2 separate regions of the Homo sapiens genome follow, and region 2 is linked to region 1. A link is a loop called in an ENCODE intact Hi-C map of the cell type or tissue named here. Cell type or tissue: IMR-90. All regions are shown on one strand. Links, peaks and the distances in the headings refer to the core of each region. The heading gives the core; the rest is flanking DNA.

Region 1 (2,912 bases), core at 297-2,796:
GGAGCGGCGTGGCGCGCGGCCCGCGGCTCGCGGCGGGCGGGCGTCAATTCCCTGTGAGGACAGAGCCAGGCTCGGTCAAGCCGGGTAAGCTGGGCGGGGGGTCTAGAGGGCGCTGCCATCTCCCACCCTTGCTTCGGCTCAGTTCTGTGTCTGTTCAGATTGGGGTGCCCGACGCCCTTCTTGTGGGTACCAACCCGGAGGTGCCTCCTCGGTTCTAGCCCTTAACAGGTAAACTGGACCTCGGGGGAGACTGGACCCCCACCCCCTATTCCACCCTTGCCTTTCTGTTTAAGTCCCACTCCCTAGGCGCTCCAGCCACGCTCCTCAAGCCTCCAACCCCGGCCCCAGCCTCTTGGCCACGCCCCTCCCTCTCAAGCCCCGCCCCTCCGTCCTCAGGCCCGCTTCTAGCCTCGCCCGGAGGCCCACCGGCCCCCCACTTTGTCTCAAAGGCAACCCTCCCAAGGCCGCTACCCCCTCGAGCGCGGGGCGGGCTCCTGGCCCCACTACCCCAGCCTCCTAGCCTGGACCCTGGCCTCCAAGATCCGTCTCCCTGGGCCTCCAGGCTCCGCCCCCGGCCCGCTCACCCTTCGCTGAGGTCGCCGTCAGGCAGGGCCGCGTCCGGGAGCGGGGAAGGGGACCCGGGCTCTAGCACTATGGTGCTGCCGGTGACGTAAACGGACATGCTGGGGTGCTCGATGAGGAGGTCCTCCAGGGGACTGCTCTGGAGGCGGGCGGGACCGAGTCCAGGCCCCTCTGCCGTAAAACAGGCGGGAGGGGTAACAAACCAGCTCTCGTCCATCAAGGAGGGCGCGGGCGGAGGGCGGCCCGCGGGGGCAGGGGCGGCCCCGGGGCTGGGTGGAGCCGCGTAGCTGTCTACGGGGCGCGGGATGGGAGCCGTGCAGAGGAGGGGAGCAGCGAGGAGGCACACACACACACACACACACACACCGGACAAGGGGGCGGGGAGAGAAAGGGCATCGTTAGTCAGACCCGCAGCCCGTCCGCAGCGCCCCGGGGCACCCACGGGCCAGGCGTCTCGCCCTGCTGCCCTAGGGGACCTGACGTGCGGGCCTCTCCTGGGCCGCCAGGAGAGAGCCCCGGCTTTCATGGGAAGGGGCCCCGTGACCCCACCTCCAGTAGGCTTGGGGGACTCCCCCGTCCCCCAGCAGCGCCCTTCCCCTCCGCTGCTAGGCCATCTGCCCTTAGAATGACTTCACAGGCCCAGGAGACAGACCCAGGCCTCACCCGGCAGGTCAATGATGAGCCAGCCGTCCACTTCATCCTCCTCCGACACGAAGGCGCGGGGGCAGTCGGGGTCTTCGGGGGGCGAGGGGGTGCTGAAGAAGAGGCTGGAGAGGCGCTGGAACATGGTGGGGGGCGAAGCGCCTCACGGGGGCGCCCTATGGCAGTGCAAAAACCTGGGAATCAGAAGGACGTGAGAGCCACCACTGATTGAGGTTCACCCCACTCCTGGCCTGGGGAAGAGGCCAGAAGATATCACCCCCAGAGCAGGGAGAAGGGTACACACAACGGGGATGTGTGCGGACGCTTTGGGAAGATGTGCTTTCTGCATTCAAATCCAGGGTTTTTTTTTTATCTTCTGTATGATTTTAGAAAGTTATTTAACTTATCTGTGCCTTAGTTTTCTCATCTGTCAAAAGACAATGATAATAGTACCTTCCTCCGGGCTCTTATAAGAATTAAATAAGCTAATAATAGTATCCTCCTCCAGGCTCTAATAAGAATTAAATGAGCTATACCAAAGTTATTGAATGAGAAAAAAAGATGGAGGAGGAAGAATTAAATGAGCTAAACACTTATAAAGTGCTTAGAACTGTCTGGGCATATGGTAAGCACTCAACAAACTAATAAATTAGTTATTATTACAGGGTGCTTTAGGAACATAGAGTGACACATGACACAGCTCTGCCAGGGAAGGTCTCCAGAGAATTGGACATCCAAGCTGCACTCTGAGGAGTAAATAGGAGTTCTCCAGGCAGGGAGGAAATTGCCCATATTGTCTGCTTGTTATCATTATAATATAGCTAGGCCGGGCACAGTGGCTCACGCCTGTAATCCCAGCACTTTGGGAGGCAGAAGTGGGTGAATCACTTGAGGCCAGGAGTTCAAGACCAGCCTGGCCAACGTGGTGAACCCCATCTCTACTAATAATACAAAAATTAGCTGGGCGTGGTGGCAGGTGCCTGTAATCCCAGGCTGAGGCAGGAGAATCACTGGAACCTGCGAGGTGCCACTGCACTCCAGCCTGGGTGACAGAGCGAAACTTGGTCTCAAAATAATAATAATGATATAGCTAACATTTATGTTCCAGGCACTATGCTAAGCAGCTTTACCTATATTACCTCATGTAATCCTCACAACAACTACAGGAAGTGGATAATTACTGTCCTTACTTTACAGTTAAGAAATTGAGGCTCAGAGAAGTTAACTGTCCCAAAGTCTCAGAGCTAGTAGGAGACAAAGGTGGGATTGAATCCACACAATCAGATTCCAGAGGCAGCACCCAGAATCACTATATTCTATTGCCTTTTCTGGGTGTCTGTCTGAATTTGATATTTTCAATTTGGTGGCCAGGGGTCATGGTCCATGTGTATTTTTCTGGGAAAAAGGACCTTGGTTTTCATCATGATTTCCTAAACAGCAATCTTTGACCCCAGAGATTAAGAACCACTCCTGGAGCCTGTGTGGTTTGAAAAGCACTGGCCAGCAGAAATCCCATAGAACTGCTACCATCTTACCATGTGATTTGGCACACCTCGGTTGTGTCTGTCATATGAAGTGTAAAGATGGCATGCCGGCAGGCCCTCCCCCCTCTGACCCCCTTTTCCCAGGCTCCTGTTCAAGGGCAGCATCCAGGGGTAGGAGGAAGATCAGGTTGCTTGGGCTCAGTG
Region 2 (2,912 bases), core at 232-2,731, 61 kb before region 1:
CAAAAAATAATAATAATTTTTACATTAATTACATGTTGAAATAATACATTGAATGTATTAAGTAAAATAAATGATAATTTCATCTGTTTCTTACTGTGGCTTCTAGAAAATTTTAAATTGCATATGTGGCTCATATTATATTTCTGTTGAACAACACTTGGCTAGGTAGATAATTTAAGGCCTTGTATAGGCTAAGAAGTTTGGCCTGGCCTGGCACGGTGGCTCATGCCTGTAATCCCAGCACTTTGGGAGGCCAAGACAGGCGGATTGTCTGAGGTCAGGAATTCGAGACCAGTCTGGCCAACATGGTGAAACCCCGTTTCTACTAAAAATACAAAAATTAGCCGGGCGTGGTGGCAAGCACCTGTAATCCCAGCTACTCGGGAGGCTGAGGTAGGAGAATCGCTTGAACCCGGAGGCAGACGTTACAGTGATCCGAGATCGCGCCATTGCACTGCAGCCCAGGCAACAGTGAGACACTCCGATTCAAAAAAAAAAAAAGAAGTTTGGCCTTTATTTCTAAACTAGTGGGAAGCAATGGAACTGTTTTTAAGGAATGATACGAACTGATGTCCTTTTCCAGAACAATATTCTTTCTACTTAGAATGTCTTAACAAATTTTGTATATTAATAGTTCCCTTCCTTTAATGGAAACCCTCATGACCTGTATTCTGTTTCTCTTTTTACGCCTGACTTCTAGAGGCAAGCTATAGCATCTGGTAGCTCCCAGTGATTGCTTCCTTTTTGGTAGGCTGTTTGTTCCCTGTGACCAGTGAACCTCCCTGGTTAAAATAGACATAGAAAGCTGACCTAGCCAGGCATGGTGGCTCACGCCTGTAATCCCAGCACTTTGGGCGGATCACAAGGTCAAAAGATCGAGACCATCCTGGTAAACATGGTGAAACCCCGTCTCTACTAAAAATACAAAAATTAGCTGCTTGTATTGGCACGTGCCTGTAATCCCAGCTACTCGGGAGGCTGAGGCAGGAGAATCGCTTGAACCTGGGAGGTGGAGATGGCAGTGAGCCGAGATTGCACCACTGCGCTTCAGCCTGGCGACAGAGCGAGACTCCATCTCAAAAAAAAAAAAAAGGAAGGCTGACCTAGATCAGTGACAGAACAGAGGAAACTGCCATACCTCATTAACTTTCTGTTTTACCATCAGACCCTGTGAATCAGAACCCTACAGTTTAGAAGGACTTGGGTGAGTGCAGCCTTTCAGCTCAGCAGCCACAGACTAGCTATATTTTAACTCTCCACAAGGTGGTGCTCTCTTACAATAACAATAGTCAAAATTTTGGATTAAGTGCAAGAAACATTCTGTTGCTTGTTTCAGAGACGTTTTTATCATTGGACCAAGTAAGATTTAAGTTGCCTCTAAGTTTAGAGTCTACTTAATTGGAACACTTCTAGTAACATTACCTATGAGGGTACTGTGAAGCTCAAATAAGGTAAAATTAAAAATCCTATGCAGGCTGGGCACCGTGGCTCACGCCTGTAATCCTAGCACTTTGGGAGGCCGAGGTGGGTGGATCACGTGAGGTCAGGAGTTCGAGACCAGCCTGGCCAACGTGGTGAAACCCCGTCTCTACTAAAAATGCAAAAATTAGCTGGGCGTGGTGGTGGGCGCCTGTAATCCCAGCTACTCGGAAGGCTGAGGTAGGAGAATCCCTTGAACCCAGGAGATGAAGGTTGCAGTGAGCCAAGATCACACCACTGCACTCTAGCCTGAGTGACAGAGCAAGACTCCATCTCAAAAAAAAAAAAAATCCTATACGTAGCCGGACATAGTGATGTGCGCCTGTGGTCCCAGCAACTCAGGAGGCTGAGGCAGCAGGACCCCTTGGGCCCAGGAATTTAAGGTAGTGGTGAGCTATATGACTGTGCCACTGCACTGCAGCCTGGGTGACAAAGTGAGACCCCATCTCAGAAAACAAAAACCTATAAAAGTATTGGTCCTGTCATTAGGTGTCTCAGAAAGTAGATTTGTAGCAACCTATCTCCTCTTCATTGCATGATTTTTTTCCTGCTGGAAATATGTTTATATTGCAGTTATTGAATGGAATTGGTATTTTGTTCACAAGTGTTAGTGTCCCCACACCAGTATAGGTTCTTTCTTCTTTAAACCTACTTATATTTAGTGTCTACCTTCTGATCATAAATTACCAAAAGGAAGTCTAGGATTTTGAGAGTTTTTGAGAACATTTTCTTCCATTACACACACACACACCCCACACACACACACAATTGGTAAGATGGTTGAAAATAAATATTCAGAGTTCCAGGATCTCTGTTGATACTAAGCATCATTCATGGTCACCCTGCTTCCCTATTACAAGTAAGAATTGGTTATATCTCCTTGTGCTTCATGAAACCTGCTTAGATGGGTTGAAGAAAGACCCATCTACATTGAACCCACCATTTTTCTGGTGGTAAACTAACCATAATTCTTCAAAAGCACAGAAAACTAAAGCACTTATATAGCTGTCTATAAACAAAATTTGCATTTTATTCTAATGATTTCCTTTTTATCACTTGACTCATTTTCAGGGGAAGGTGCTATTAACCTGGCTTTGGCTCAGAACCGAAGCCAAGATGTGAGAATGAATGGACCCATGGGAGCTGGAAATTCAGTTAGGATGGAGGCGGGATTTCCTATGGCAAGTGGTCCAGGTAAGACCTCCCACTCAATTGTATGACATTTTACTAGTTTCCTTTTTTGGCTTATTTGATCATTTGAGCCCTGCAAGATAGGTGGGGGTTCATGGCATACTTAACATCTCTATTTGCTGAATCAGGAAAGCTAGACATGAGTCCTTCCCGGAGGCTAGAGGTCACAGCATGAAGCATCTTTGCAATCTTTTGGTCTCGTGCTTAAAGGTTGATGAACACTGAGCCATGCAGCAAACATT

The links. Hi-C counts contacts between places; a loop is a spot of excess contacts. Peaks named below come from ENCODE experiments on the same cell type or tissue, not always from the same donor. Only the 100,000 strongest peaks of a DNase experiment are listed, where the experiment ranks them.
Region 2: a loop joins it to region 1, with 2.6 times the contacts of the local background. A loop is called at or near these places in 10 of 110 quality-filtered maps.

The regions. Positions count from the first base shown.
Region 1 is chr20:34,707,197-34,710,108 of GRCh38, reverse strand. TP53INP2 (tumor protein p53 inducible nuclear protein 2) reads right to left here. Exons shown (of 5, transcript NM_021202.3): 3 at 1,246-1,418; 4 at 585-873; 5 at 1-51. The coding sequence starts at 1,369. Among named protein-coding and RNA genes, the nearest start is that of TP53INP2, 4.3 kb to the right of the region's middle. RefSeq lists silencers at 1-80, 331-590, 631-1,190, 1,290-1,584. In IMR-90, for the core only: a CTCF peak has its summit at 1,399 (motif pointing right); no DNase peak of the experiment used is centred there; H3K4me3 peaks cover 880 bases; H3K27ac peaks cover 924 bases.
Region 2 is chr20:34,768,225-34,771,136 of GRCh38, reverse strand. NCOA6 (nuclear receptor coactivator 6) reads left to right here. Exons shown (of 15, transcript NM_014071.5): 5 at 2,551-2,673. Among named protein-coding and RNA genes, the nearest start is that of NCOA6, 56 kb to the left of the region's middle. In IMR-90, for the core only: a CTCF peak has its summit at 1,256 (motif pointing right); a DNase peak (open chromatin) is centred at 1,216; H3K27ac peaks cover 191 bases.